Linked DNA regions of Mus musculus: region 2 is linked to region 1. A link is a contact called in ENCODE Hi-C or POLR2A ChIA-PET data. All regions are on one chromosome and are shown on one strand. Each heading gives the region's core, a stretch centred on a gene start or an enhancer-like site at or near the end of the contact. The rest is flanking DNA. Distances are from core to core; before and after follow the strand shown. Region 1 holds the start of Ciart (circadian associated repressor of transcription). Region 2 holds the start of Anp32e (acidic (leucine-rich) nuclear phosphoprotein 32 family, member E).

The links. A loop is a pair of places that touch in the nucleus more often than their neighbours do. ChIA-PET counts read pairs that join two places held with the same protein, here RNA polymerase II (POLR2A).
Region 2: a loop to region 1 is called in a map of left cerebral cortex, with 7 times the contacts of the local background. The contact joins the promoter of Anp32e here to the promoter of Ciart in region 1. A Hi-C loop is called at or near these places in 3 of 37 maps with a recorded cell type or tissue (all left cerebral cortex). POLR2A ChIA-PET finds 5 or more read pairs at or near these places in 3 of 5 experiments (Patski and embryonic stem cell).

What each region holds. Positions count from the first base shown.
Region 1 is chr3:95,880,026-95,887,504 of GRCm38, reverse strand. Ciart (circadian associated repressor of transcription) reads left to right here and starts at 5,277. Exons shown (of 6, transcript NM_001033302.2): 1 at 5,277-5,350; 2 at 5,916-6,324; 3 at 6,447-6,522; 4 at 6,792-6,870; 5 at 6,985-7,096. The coding sequence starts at 5,980. It overlaps C920021L13Rik (RIKEN cDNA C920021L13 gene), which reads right to left. Exons shown (of 4, transcript NR_040446.1): 2 at 562-714; 3 at 9-392. It overlaps BC028528 (cDNA sequence BC028528), which reads left to right. Exons shown (of 6, transcript NM_153513.4): 5 at 2,434-2,535; 6 at 3,268-3,560. The coding sequence ends at 2,532.
Region 2 is chr3:95,923,794-95,931,203 of GRCm38, reverse strand. It overlaps Anp32e (acidic (leucine-rich) nuclear phosphoprotein 32 family, member E), which reads right to left and starts at 1,947. Exons shown (of 7, transcript NM_023210.4): 1 at 1,554-1,947. The coding sequence starts at 1,607. Gm46815 (a long non-coding RNA gene) reads left to right here and starts at 2,179. Exons shown (of 3, transcript XR_001783926.1): 1 at 2,179-2,464; 2 at 4,755-4,908; 3 at 5,165-5,329.

The DNA of each region.
Region 1 (7,479 bases), core at 4,028-6,527:
GCTTTTACCTGCTGAGCTGTTTTGCCAATCCGGATTTTGTTTTAGATGTAACTTGAGACTGATGCAGCTTTGGCTTGTGTGGTGTTCTGTAAGGAGACATGAACTTAGACTCATTACCGTTAAGGTAAGAGTGAAAGCTGCCAAAGGAAAAACCTCAGAACAAATAGCTATTTTTGGTGTCTTGGGTATGACAGGAGAGTCTACAGAGGGAGACAGTATAAAGCAGGAAAAAAAATGTGCAAGGGCCTGCATAGGTAATTGGAGAATTATGTTTTCACCATGTGGAGTTAGGGGACAGGAAGCTTCCTTGCAGGACAGGAGGAGGAGGAGAAAAAAATCCGAATAGGCCGCCTGTGGGGATGTTGGATGGAAGCAGGACCAACCAGAAAGACCTATTTAAAAACAAAACAAAACAAAAAAATTGGCTGGTCATAGTGGGAAATGCTTTTAATCCCAACACTCTAGAGGCAGAGGCAGGTAAATGTTTATGAGTTCAAGGCCAGGTTGGTCTGCACAGCAAATTCTAGGACAGCCAGGCTACACGGTCCTCATAGGAGAAACCTTTTTTGAGCAGTAAGATGGCTCTTCAAGTAAAGGCTGCCAAGTCTGAGGAGCTGGCCCATGTTTGATGCCTGAGACCGACGTGATAGGATAGAAGAGATTCCAAGAGTTGTCCTTTGACCTCCACACTTGTAACATCCTATACTCTTCCACCTAAATAAGTAAATGTAAAAAAAAAAAAAATTACACAAGGTCTTTCATATTTGCATAGTAATATCATGCACATCAACTTAGGGATAAATCTGCAGATAGTCTGAAATGTCAGGCTGGACTTTGGGCTTATAAGCAATAAGGAGCCTCGAACTCAGAGATCCGCCTGTCTCTGCCTCCCAGGTGCTGGGATCAAAGGGGTGCGCCACCACCGCCCGGCTTTTTTGGATTTTCAGGACAGGGTTTCTCTGTGTAGCTCTGGCTCTCCTGGAACTCACTTTGTAGACCAGGCTGACCTCAAACTCAGAAATCTGCCTGCCTCTGCCTCCTAAGTGCTGGGATTAAAGGCATGCGCCGCCACCACCACCTGGCTAGAAAACTCTTCATCTCACTATATGGAAAGCACAGAATGGAACGGTTTATACTGTCTCAGGAACACCTGCTAAAGGACTGGACTAGGGGGTGCTGGTGCAAACTGAGAGGAGAAAAATAACGTTAGAACAACATGCCTTGTCTATAAGGGAGAACTAAAATAACCTACAGACTCTGATCATGTTTGGGGAAAACCAGTGTGATGGCTCAGATGGCAAGGATGTCTGCCAGCAAGACAATTGGGTTTCAATCCCTAGGACCCATGTGATGGGAAGAATGAACCCATTCCCCCAAGTTATCCTCTGACCTCTACACATGTACTCACTCATGAGCGTTTGGAAAATGTCGGAAGCCAGGGTGGTTTAGGAGGACAGTGATAAATTGGACAGCCCTGTGTATGTGTTCTGAAGGCAGCTGAACTACATCAGGAGTGGAGACCTAAAGGCAAAGTTACATTGTGAAAGTGGAAAGGCCAATGCCTAAGTCAGCGGAGGCAGATAAGTCAACCAAGGAAATGGAAGAGGCAGGCAGACAGCCAAGTTTGAGTTATAGGGACTAGAAGAGCGAAAGCTTGATATGATCAATCAAAAGCTACTGAGAGCCCGAAGAGGAAGAGGCATGGATGCCCCCAAGAATGTAGTTTGAGTTGTTAAAAGAAAGTTAGATTTGTGGAATAAATGAGTACGGAGTGTAAGCTGGGTGAGGTGTCTACGACTGCAAGACAGAGACAGTTGACCTCTGATTAGAGGCCAGCCTGGACTGTAAGGGAAAAAAAACATCTCAAGAGTAAGGAAGGCCCATGAAGTGGTGCACATGGCTTTGAGGCAGCAGCAGGGGGATCTCTGAGTTCGAGGCCAGCCTGGTCTACAGAGTGAGTTCCAGGACAGCTAGGGCTACGGCTACACAGAGAAACCCTGTCTCGAAAAACAAACAAAAAAAAAGGGCAAAAGAACCAAAGAGCAGCACACATGCAATTGAACACAAGTGGGAGGATCCAGTAAGATTGGCAAGCAGTAAATACCCCACACACATTGGGAAATGTGTGGTAGGTTCTCTATAGATGGCAAGCCCCACTTAAGCCCAGGAACTAAGTCTCATTTATTCTGTCCCTGAAAAACATCTAATACAAAGTCATGCCTACAAAGGGTAAAAAAATGCAATGTTATTGAGAGTTGTGGCCTCCCAAGTAGGAAGAATTCTTATTGTGATAGGGAGGCGGGCAGACTCTCCTTTGAGACCACAGGTAAAGAAAAAAGGGGTTAGTGTAAAGAGATTGTCTTCCTGGAGAGGGGATGGGACTGCTGGAAAGGTGACAATGACCTATGTGTGTGTATGTGGGGGGTGTTTTAGCAGAGTCCAAATCAGAATGATGCCATGTCCACGCTGCAGAGTCCTGTGTCCTGCTTTCTGTTATGGACCCTCCTTCAAGGAGGGGTACATTTTATGTAGAAGGTAAGAGGGCAGCCACTGGCCTTGGTGGGGTGCTATAAAGTAATTCTTACCAGTTACCTTTTGCTTGTATTTCCAACCTGGACATCAATTCTCATACGAAAAGAAGGAAGCAGGATCACCTTTAGAAATATCTAATTAGCTGATCTTGAAAATTTTGAAAGATGTTGAAGCAAAGACTTTTGTGATGTCATTCTTTTATTCGGATCTGGCAAGACTTTTAAGACCTCCTCCTAGGAGAGAAGCAGGCTAAATGGAGAAGCCTTTTCCAAACTCCCAACAAGCCTGGAAAATCAGAGCTGGTTCTATTCTGCCCAGGTTTGAAGTTATAGCAGGTGCCAGAGGTCAAAATGGGTGTGTCCTACAACCCTGTAGAGCCAAGAGGCAAAGTTCAGCAGGAGGCGGAAGGAGGCATGAAGAATGGAGAATCCACCTTAGAACCTGAAATCAGTGGCGTTTGCATAGAGACGGGAGCAAAGAGACTTCCTTGCTTTCCTGCTCTTGGTTTTTTGATTTACTGTTTTTAATTATGTGTGTGTGCAGGGAGGGGTGTGTGCACATGAGTATGGGCGCTCAGGCTACAAGCACCAGAGTTTCTGGGGGGAGAGTTTACAGGGGTTTGTGAGCCAGCTGACATGAGTGCTGGGACTGGAACTTAGGTCCTCTGCGAAAGTGTGTTCTCTTAAACACTGGGCCAGCCCCCCTGACCCTGTTTCTATCCACCCCCTTTCCCAGGTGAGAGAAGGCCGCTATCACTCTTCAGACTAGAATTCTTTGGCAAGAATTTGGATGAAAAATTTTAAAAAAAAATTGGGACTGGAGAGATGGTTCAGCGGTTAAGAGCACTGACTGCTCTTCAAGAGGTCCTGAGTTCAATTCCCAGCAACCACATGGTGGCTCACAACCATCTGTAATGGGATCTCATGCCCTCTTCTGGAGTGTCTGAAGACAGCTACAGTGTACACATATATATATATATACAATAAATAATTCTTTTAAGAAAAAAATTAAAAAATTAATTTTGCCTACTTCTTAATGAGAGTCTGTTCTAAAGTCAACACTGACACGTACACCAAGATTTAGCGGCATGAAGGGCAGATTAGAAAGAGAATTACAAGGCAGGGAACCAGAAGCAGGCAGATCTTTGAGTTTGAGGGCAAGCCTGGTCTACAAAGTGAATTCCAGGGCAGCCAGAGCTACACGGAGAAACCCTGTCTTGGGGGGTGGGGTGGGGAAGGAATTAGATATCAACTAATTAGAAGGAATTATACCCTATACATAGTTTAGAGTAGAACAGAGACTATCACAGATAACAGGTTCATTCTGAGACTGTAATTCTAACTCTATTTTTGTTTCTTTTCTTTTCCTGAGGGTCCCATGTGGCTCGGGTTGGTCTTGAACTGATCTCCTTGCATCCATCCCTCAGGATTACAGAAGGCATGAGCCACCACATCTAGATTACTTATATTTTATTTGATATTGTCTTGAAATTGTGTTTGGGGAAACAGTGCTGAGGTTTAATTTAGAAATCCTTTTCCTTTTTCTAAAATAACCACATTGCTAAATATAAGTAAAAAAGCATTAGAACATATTTAAAATAACCACACGTTCTCCAAACCATGACTTAGATCCCTGTCCAACTTTTCTTTTAGTAAGACTGGGGGGGTGGGGGGGTGGTAGTGTCTGTTCTCTCGACCCTAATCAGAACTAGAGTGCCCCCTTGCGACTCCTCTGCTTCAGTCGACAGGGTCCTCCTCGCCATCGTTTCCTTTTACAGTGACTTGGTGCAAGGGATGCTAAGGTCTGTTGGTGACTCTCTAAACTCTTGACTCGCTTTTTTCCTTCCTCAACGTTTCCCCAGTTTTCTCCCAGGAACAAATAAACTGAAGCCAGATAAAGCCATAAGCTTGAGGAGCAAAGATCTACTCTGCTCTGTTCCCAGTACTGAGAATCAGAGAATTCTGAGTGAAGGGTCCGAAGGGCCCGGGGCAGAAAAGTCAGGGACAAGTTCGGCTATGACCTCTAGAATCTTGGCGGGCTGGCATCCGAGCTGGGAACGTGCGTGGCAAGTTATGTAAGAACCGGCTGGAGAAGCTGCGCGGCGGGAGCCCCGGAGAGGACGCGGTGTTCCAGCCGCAGTCCCCACCCTCCTCGCCCAGCAGGGCAGGAGGCACCCAACTTGGTGGCGAGGAGGGGAGGATGAAAGAGTGGGGAGTCACGAGGGCGAGCCGCCGACAAGGGAACGGATGCCCGGCGTCACACGTCCGTTGTCACACACGTTGCGGACACGAGTTGCTGAGGGCTCCCACGTGCTGCGCCCGTGCGCGGAGGCGCTCAGAGGGGCCCACGTCCCGAGGCGCCACCTCCGTGGCTCGGCCCCGCTCTGTACACTCCAGCCGTGCGTCTCCCGCGCAGTGCTGTCCTATTTAAGGCTATGAGCTCCACCCTTTTCCGCCCCTTCCTTAATTTTCACTTTTTTCCATCCTCCTTTTTTATCACCCGAGGAGCCGCATGTACGGGCGGAGCATGGACTGCTTCCCTTCCAGCCAATCACCACTTGGCTGCCTCTCTATTGGCCGAGCCCCCGCGTGCCGTAGCAAATGGGCTGTGAGCGTCTGCATCTAGAGTCACGTGTTGCCGGTAAGCTATCCAATGAGAGCACAAGGTCTGTGTACGCAGGGGGAGGCACGTGCAGAACCGCACGTGTCTGGGAGGGGGAAGGGGCGGGACCCACAGAGTGAGGCGGAGGTGGGTCGGCTAGACCAGCACAGACAGTGAAGAAGCTGCATACCGACCGGGGCTGAACCGACAGACCCAGGTAAGCGGACGAGAGCCAAGCGCTCTCCGGAAGACGACCCGGATGGGGTGGGCATGGAAGACCGCAGATCGGGGTGTTGGGAGGTATTGCATCACCTGGCAGGCGCGACCGTAGACTGACCAGCGCAGTGCACCTGATGGTGAAGGATGCGAAAGCGGTGGAGCCGGGTGTCTATGGGGCCGGAACTCTAGGGACCTGAGGTGGGTTCTGGTGCGCAGAGCAGCCTCTAGCGGGTGTCGTTTTTAGGTCGATAGGCTCCCTATGAGGTCTGGCCGGGAACAGCCCAGAACTGCAGGCTGAGGGGAAGGTGTAAAGTCGGTTATTCACCCAAGGGAAGAAAGGCTGTGTAGGGTCAAGAGCTCTGTGTGGGCTGGCGGTCTAGATTTTGAATGCGGCTGGAAGAGCAAGTTTTTTTTTTTTTTCCTTTCTTTCTTGTTTCTATTGAGAACGGAAAAACAATAAAACAAAGCGAAAACCATGTTACTCTGTTTAGAATGCCCCAGTCTCCCAGTCCCTTTCCTAATTCTTTGACTCTGATTTCAGACTCCCTCGCTTTGCTTTTCAGTTGCAGGTTCTGATCTTTGGTACTACGGGAGCTGCTCTTCAGCCCCTCTCCTGCTCCTGGACCTATGGATTCTCCATCTAGTGTTTCTTCTTATTCCTCCTCCTCCCTCTCCCCATCATTTTCCACGTCCTCTGTGAACAGTGACTTTAGCTTCCCTTCTGATAACGAGAGGGAGGGCAAGGGCACCCATGAGCTCAGGCCAGACACTGTGGGTCAGAGAGGAGGTTCCAGGCCCAGTCCAGGCCCTATCCGCTGCAGACATCGACCCAGGGTTTCTAGTAACCAACATACAGCACCTCATCTGGAACAGCAAGGATCTGAAGTCAAGAGATCAAGAGACGGTGAACAGGAGACGAGTCTGAACACCCAAGGATGTACTACAGAGGGAGATCTGCTCTTTGCTCAAAAGGTAACAGAAAGCAGAAAAGATAGTGCAGTGGCAAACACCTAATTGGTTGACAAGGACCTGCCAGTTACATCACAGCAGAAAAACCACTGCTGGTCTCAAAGTCTTGTGCTGTTTTTCTACAGTGTAAAGAACTCCAAGGGTTCATACGGCCCCTCACAGACCTACTGAACGGACTCAAGATGGGTCGCTTTGACAGAGGTAATAATCTGATTAATTAATTATATTTCTGGGGGTAGCCCCCCTTCTCTGAGTGAAATCTTACATTTCTCTTTGGGGCATGGGCTATTCTGTTTGCATCTGTAACTTAATTTCTTCATGTGAATTCATTTGAACCCCATCTGTCTCTGTATTTCCTTTACATTTACCTCAGTCCCCACCTCTGCTGTTTCCCTCAATGCTGGGAGTGAACCTACAGCTGAGCTGTGTACATCCCACGCCCTCTAATCACCCTCCCTCTTTCACCCTAGGATTAAGTAGCTTCCAACAGAGTGTGGCCATGGACCGGATCCAGCGCATAGTGGGTGTTTTACAGAAGCCTCAGATGGGGTGAGTCTCCCTCTTTCCTTCATTCCCTCCTCAGTATCTTATTGAGGGAGGCCTGTACAGTTCTCCCTGTTTCTTTTTTCATAGTTGACTTTTAAAATATCCTTTTTTTCACAGAGAACGTTATCTAGGAACCTTGCTGCAGGTGGAAGGGATGTTAAAGACTTGGTTTCCTCACATAGCTGCCCAGAAGTCATCCTCAGGAGGTAGCCGGCACCAGATAAGCAAGGTATGCCCCTAAAGACCAAGGGAGAGACTGGGAGAAGACCCAGGCCCCGACTGTCTGGAGAACGTCTCCCTTCCAGGTGCCTTCCCTTTTCCCTCCCAGGGAAGGGCTGTCTGTCTGACTTGGCACATTACTGTGAGTTTTAGATTTCGTCTCGATGTTGGCTCTATTCTGTTGAGATCTCACGAAATTTACCCCTGCCCTCCTGTCAAAGCTGTCTGCTTCCTGAAGGCTTTTTTTTTTCTGTTTTTTTCGAGACAGGGTTTCTCTGTGTAGCCCTGGCTGTCCTGGAACTCACTCTGTAGACCAGGCTGGCCTCTAACTCAGAAGTCCGCCTGCCTCTGCCTCCCGAGTGCTGGGATCAAAGGCATGCACCACCATACCTG
Region 2 (7,410 bases), core at 698-3,197, 47 kb before region 1:
CGTCTGGCTGTTCGTTTTTGAGACAGCTGTAGTCAAACTCAAAACTGGCCTCAAACTCAAAAAGATCTGCCTGCCTCTGCCTTGAATTAAATGCCTACCACGCCAAGCAATTCTTAAGCCTTTGGATTCTGGTCTTAACCAGAGACTTCTTAGAGCTCAGCAAGAGTTTTGTAGACCTAGTGTCAGAATCCCAGCTCTTCAACTTTACTCCTATTTGCTAATTTGGATTCTAGAACAATACAACCCAGCTTACATTTTCCCAAGGAGAAAGTAAATAAATGGGAGTGCCTTATAAACTATCTATATAAACTTAACTGTTACCACACCACACCAAAGGAAAGAGACTGCAAAAAGGCATGTCAAGCAATCCTCCAAATTGAAGGTGAAAGGATGGGGCGGAGGGGACGACCCATTTTTGCTCCACAAGACTTCTGAGAAACTGCTTGTTTTGATTTGCTTTGCCTTGTTTGACAGAGTCCCACTTGCAACCAGCGTCCTACCTCGGCCTCCCTCCCAAGGGCTGGGAATTTCTTGATATGAGAAGTACAGATTTACAGATATACAGAATTACAGATATCACTCACCACGTCCTGCTGACAGCTTTCAACTTTTGAGTTTTTCTAGAATCTTCTAAGAAGCTCTAGAAAACTTCCATTGCTCCCAGAGATAACCCTCACAGCAACAATGTTTCCACCACCTCTCTCTCGCCTCCAGTCACCAAAACCCGCAAAGGAACCACGAAAATCAGCAGGGCTCAGGGACCGTTGGCTCTGCATGATAACTGTGGAGGCCCGGCAGATGCCCGCCTTTGAGCGGGCGTCAAGGGACCACGGCGGCGCGGACCCCTTGTCCCTCGATTTCACGCCGCGGCCGCGAATCAGCGAGCCTGGTCCCCGCCCGCCGCGGCCAATCTCCAGACCCGCGGACCTGGCGTAAACCGCTAGGGAATCCGACGGCGGGGAGTCGGGGCGACGCCTCCCGGGCCCCCTTCAAGACTCGGGACTCTTCCCTACGACCGCACTGAGCGCAGCGAGGCTCGCACAAGCCTCCAGCTTGCGTAAAAGTCCGCGCGCCACGCGGATCGCGGCCCGCGCCGTCGGGTCCCGGGATTCCGCTGCGGCCCCGGCCGCGGCGCGTGCTGCCCGCGAGCGGGCACGGTCGGAGGGAGCGTGGGGCACAGATCGGCGCGAGTCCCACACCCGGGGCCGCGGCCGGCCGAGTGGCGGCGCCGCGGGAAAGTTACACCAACTTCGCAGGTGGCGAGGACCCGGGGGTCGCGCCCACGCCGCCCGCGCCCGCGATGCCGGGCCACCAGTCTGCGAGGACGCCATGGGGCTGAGCCCCCGCGCGCTCACGAAAATGCCCCTAGAAACTTAAGCCCTTCGCCATTTTAAGCACAAGAGCCTGGTGATTTAAAACTTAAAATAAACACCCCGCCTCCACCCCAAGTGGGGGCGCGCTTCCCAGCCCGCCCTGCGCACCCACCCGGACCCCCGAAGCCCACCCCTCACGATCCAGGGCGGGAGGGGACTATGGGGGCTGAGTCATCTCACCTCCTCCGGGGCTCTGTTCTTCAACTCCATGTTAATCTTCTTCTTCATCTCCATGTCCTCCTCCTTTCCCCTCGCCTGCCCTCCCCACTATCCCCAACCCTAAAAAAACCTCTAAAGGTCTGGAGATGAATGAAAAGAGACGCAAAGACGAACGCCCACTACCACACGGGTGTGGGAGAGAAAGAAAAGAATAGCAAATGGAGTCCGACGACTTGGGACTAACTCGGCTGCCCCCACCTCCGAGTCCACACACCCGCGCGCGCACACTCGGGCACGCACACACTTTCACACAGAGAGAGTGAGGGAGAGAGACACGCGCGCGCCCGCAGTTCCTTCCCCTTCAATGGCTGCTGCGAGACTGAGCCTCCATGACACGGCACCGCCAACCCCCCCTAGCCTACACTCCACCCACCTCCCAACGGGATTGGTCGAGTCCTTAGCGTCACACGACTCCATTGGGCTAGAGGGTTGTCCATTTGTCTTTAGGGGGGACCTGGACCAGAAACTCAGTGTCTATTGGCTCTGACTAGGCGCGCAGTTAATTCCGATAGGTTCGGGAGGATGTACGTCCCGGAGAAATGATTTTGAATCCCAGTCGCCCCCCTCCTTTTCTTTGTGTGATTGGCGCGCTTTCCCCTTGGTAGTAGGACGGTTTGGGTGTCTGTTGGGTTTGTTTTTGTTTGTTTGGGGTTTTTCTGGCTTCAGGGTTAAAAGGAAGGGAAAAGGCGTCGTTGGCATCCCCAAGTTGTAAGTGGGTCATGCAACACACTGCACCCAGAGCTTTCGGTGGTCTTAAAGCACAAGCCTTCTGCTCTGCGGCTAAAGTGTAAGCAGGGGCGCGAGCGCGAACAGCGTGTTGGTGACACCTCCCCGTCCCGAACTGCTTGTAGAACCAGAGCGTGATAAAGAAGGTATTTTAACTTCCAACATAAAGGGGGGAACGGCTCTGAAAGCAGAGTTGAGTTTAGCACGTTGAGTCAGAAGCCTTTAAATAAAACTGTCCAGGAGGAGTTGATACTGAGGTCATTTGTCACTGCTAAAAAGTTGGAATATTAGAGCCAGCCGCGGTGGCACACGCCTTTAATCCCAGCACTGGAAGGCAGAGTCAGGCAGATCTCTGAATTCGAGGCCAACCTGGTCTACAGAGCGAGTTCCAGGATTACACAGAAAGGGGGGTGGGGTGGGGAGAGACTGTTTCCAAAAGACAGAAAAACAAACAAACAAAATTGACACCTTAGAGGAAAAATAACACAGGCCTAAAGAAACACAATTATCAGAAACTGTCCAGCAAGGCCTCTCCTTTCCTACAGGAATCTACTTAAAATGTTCTTTTAAGTGTGAGGGGATGGAGAGGCAATGACCTCTAGCAGAGGTTCCACCCTGGTTCGATTTCTAGCACCCATATAGTGGCTCATAATCACCCATAACTACAATGCCAGGAAATTCAGAGGCATCCTCCGGACTCCACAGGCCACAGGCACAGATGCATTGTGTGTGCGTACGTGCAGGCAAAACACACGGATATGCAAAAACAAAATAAGTAAATTAAAAACAAAACCAAAACTTTTTTTTTCTGTTTAATGTTCCTGAAAGATCCAACATTCCTTTAATCATAGCCCTCAGAAGGGAGAGAGGGGCAGATCCACAGTCATCTACTAAGTAAATCCAAGGCCAGCCTCTGTCACAAAATAACAATAACAACAGAAACTATGTAATTATTTCTTTTAGATTCCTTTTTCTCTGCTTCTTAGTTGCCATGTGTTGCAATTCCTTCTGTGATAAACTATACCAAGATCTGTGAACTAAAACAAATCCTTTCTCCCTTCAAAATATTATTTTTATCTTTTTTTTGGTGGGAGATGAAAAGTACAAAACAGGGTATCTTCATGTAGCCCTGGCTGTCCTAGAACTCAGTCTGTAGACCAGGCTGGCCTCGAACTCAGATCCCTTTGCCTCCTGAGTGCTGAGATCAAAGGCTTGTGCCACAGGGCTAGAGAGGTGGTATAGTGGTTGAGTTATGCTGCGCGTACTTGTTCATTCAGAAGACGCCAGCGGTGCTTCACAACCATCCTTAACTTCAGTTCCAGGGGGTTCAGCATCTCCGAACCTCCAGGACGAAGCATGCATGTGGGCCACAGCCACACATGCGCAGAAAACACTCAAAATAATATTAAAAGGAGGGAAGGGATACACCACTACCACCGAGTTTGGTTTTGGGGCTTGTTTGTTTTGTTTTGTTTTGTTTGAAGTGGTTGGGTAATTTGAGACTGAGTTTCTTCTGTGTAGCTCTGAGTGTCCTGGAACTCATTCATGTAGACTAGGGTGGCCTTGAACTCACAAAAATCCAATAGCCTCTGCCTCTAGGATTAAAGATGCATACCACCTCCTCCCGGCTATTTTTTATCTTAAAGCACTTTTTTTTTTGGGGGGGGGGGTTCGAGACAGGGTTTCTCTGTATATCCCTGGCTGTCCTGGAACTCACTTTGTAGACCAGGCTGGCCTCGAACTCAGAAATCCTCCTGCCTCTGCCTCCGAGTGTCGGGACTAAAGGCGTGAGCTGCCACCACCACTCGGCTTAAAGCTCTTTTCTTAGTTCTGGTTATATTCTGCCACATTCGTTTATATCATTACTAGGATAATTATCCAAAGGCATTCCACATGATTTGCAGAAGTGAAAGAATTAGCACACATCTTCCCTTTATCAGTGTCTCAGGCTAGAGACCTTTGCGTTTCCAACAGACTCTCCACTCCACCAACCCTTACCCCACCCAGGCACAGGAACAAATAGGCTTATATTCCATAACAAATAGCATAAGTAATAAAATGGCGCCTCTCTTGGGCACCCAAAGAGTTAGCTTGATTTTGTTGCTTTAATGCTACGAATGCTAAAGGAAGCCAGGACATGAAAACAACCAAAATAGGGGGATGGGGGGAGACAACGTGAGCACGCCTTTAATTCCAGCACCTGGGAGGCAGAGGCAGGTGGATTTCTGGGTTCGAGGCCAGCCTGGTCTACAGTGTGAGTTCCAGGACAGCCAGAGCTACACAGAGAAACCCTGTCTCGGAGGGGAAAAAAAGGTGAGAAACAAAATAATAAATGTAAAAAAAAAAAAAAAAGAAAAAGAAAAAGAACATGTCTTTAACATTCAAAACCTAAGCTCATCTTTAGCCACTGACTGTCTTACTTGCCTTTGGATCAAGATGTCAACTTATGGCTACTTCTCCAGCCCCATGCCTGCCCACCTGCCTACCAACCAGCTCACCTGCAGGCCTCCCCGCCTGCCTGCCTGCCTGCCTGCCTGCCTGCCTGCCTGCCTGCCTGCCTGCCGGATGCCAATACTCTTCACCATGAAGGGTATGAATTCCTCCTCTGAAGCTTTAAGCAAGCCCCCAGTTAAACGCTTGCTTCTATGCATTGCCTTGGTCACAGTGTCTCTTCACAGCAATCAAACAGTACATCCCTCGCCAGGCTCACTCTCCAGTCTCTGTCCTGCTCTAGCCCCTAAACCTACACAGACTGCATTACAGCTCGCCAGCATTGGTCCTGGAGGAAATCAAAACTTAGGGGAGTGGGGTCAAGATGCTTATGCCCCTATCTTCCTCTCTTCCAGGCACTTAAGAAATGGCTAACTCCCTCTGCTGAAAGCCACCGGTTCTGTGGTACCATGGGATATGCCACCCCAGATTTTTCATTAAGAATGAAGGACTTGGGCTGGTGAGATGGCTCAGTGGGTAAGAGCACCCAACTGTTCTTCCAAAGGTCCAGAGTTCAAATCCTAGCAACCACATGGTGGCTCACAACCATCCGTAACAAGATCTGACTCCCTCTTCTGGAGGGTCTGAAGACAGCTACAGTGTATTTACATATAATAATAAATAAATCTTTAAAAAAAAAAAAAGAATGAAGGACTTATTCCCAGTTTCTGGGGGTACAACTGGAAAGTGATCCTAGCAGGCAACACCACCGGAAGGGGAGTTCCTTTGCTGAAGAAAATTGTCTTGCTCGGATTTGTCCTCTTCCTGGACAAAGTCTCCATCAACACCAGTGTCTGGAAGACCTAGCCTGACATTTTGCATACATAAACTGAGGGTTGTTTAAGCTTAAAAGCACCTTGTGTGTTTTCTGAGGCCCTGTAATATAAGAAGGAACCAAACTGAAACTATTTTTAATTAAGCTTCCATTTTGAATCGGTGTCAGTGAAGTTTAGGTTGCCGAGACTTCCCTGGGTAACTGACATTCTGCTTGACAACTTGAGACGGGGATGTTCAGCAAGTCACCCCACCACAGTTAAATAACCCACCCAATGGGAACAGGATAAATGTTCCACAAAGACACGTTCCTGAGAAAGTCCTCTATGCCTAAACCCTGATTGGTGGGAAAATGTAACTGTAACTTGGCACAGTTGCTTGTGGTTTTCAAGCTTAAAAGCTCTGTAACATCCCAGCTGGCATTGAAACTGGTGTTGCACTTCAGCTCCTGACTCTGTGCTGTGGCCCTGATCGATCAGTAGTGATTTGATTACAATCATTTTTTTTTTTTGGTTGTTTTTTTTTTTTTTTTAAAGATTTATTTATTCATTATATGTAAGTACACTGTAGCTGTCTTCAGACACACCAGGGAGTCAGATTTCGTTACGGATGGTTGTGAGCCACCATGTGGTTGCTGGGATTTGAACTCTGGACCTTTGGAAGAGCAGTTGGGTGCTCTTACCCACTGAGCCATCTCACCAGCCCCGATTACAATCATTTTTATCATCTGCATAAACACTTCCTAAGATGAATGATCCAGGACGCAGTCAGCTCCCACGTCTGTGCTGTTGTCACAGACTGATCAGTTTTTGCTGCCTAATTCAGTAAAGCTCTTGCTCCGTGTGTACTTGTGGGCCTGCTTGGTTGTTTTAGATTTTCAGACCCTAACATTTAAGTCATTCCTCCTCTGCTTAGATCTATTGTCTGTCTTCCTGTTTGTCTCCTGCCTTTCATAAATTGGTCTACATAGTAGAAAGAGAGAGATGACTACTTCAGGTTTTTTTCTCTGGCCTCCATATGCCAGCTGCGGCACTCACATGTTCCTGTGTATAAATACATAAATAAATGTAATGATTTAAAGTTTTTTAAAAAGAAAATGATAACTGTGGGCTGTTCTTCTTCTTCTTCTTTTTCCCTTTTGCAGACTAACTAAGCAGAGTTAGTAGTATGCTTCTGTAATCACACTACTTGAGAGGCTGAGGCAGGAGAGAGGCTGAGAGTTCAAGGCCAGCCTGAACCACCCAGCAAAACACACATATCAAAACAAAAAGAAAACGGAACACAAACTCGACAGTTTGTGGTTACTTGTGAAGTAAAGTGAGGCTCATGAAGAGGCGTTTTTCTTCCGAGTTCAAAGAGATCTAGAGCCCCCAAAAGAGTTCTCAACAGGAATTCTGTAAAATCCTGCCCCAGAAGACAAGGATTGGTCCTGGCCCCATTGGCTCAGGGGAAGTGACCAATTCCTAGAGAGCACTAATGATTTTTTTAGACACATTTTTTTGTGTGTGTGTGGTTTTTCGAGACAGGGTTTCTCTGAATAGCCGTGGCTGTCCTGAAACTCACTTTGTAGACCAGGCTGGCCTCTGCTGGGATCAAAGGCATGCGCCACCACCGCCCAGCTAGACACATTTAAATAACACTTTTTAACTTATTTTGTGGTGTGGTCATGCCTGTGTGGAGGTCAGAGGGCAGCATACAGGAATCTGTCCTCTCTTTCCACCATGCTGGCTACTGGGATCAAACTCAAGCTGTCAGGTTTGGCAGCAAGCACCTTTGCCTGCTGAGCCATCGCAACATCCTCTAACGTAGTCATATTCCCACCAGTGCA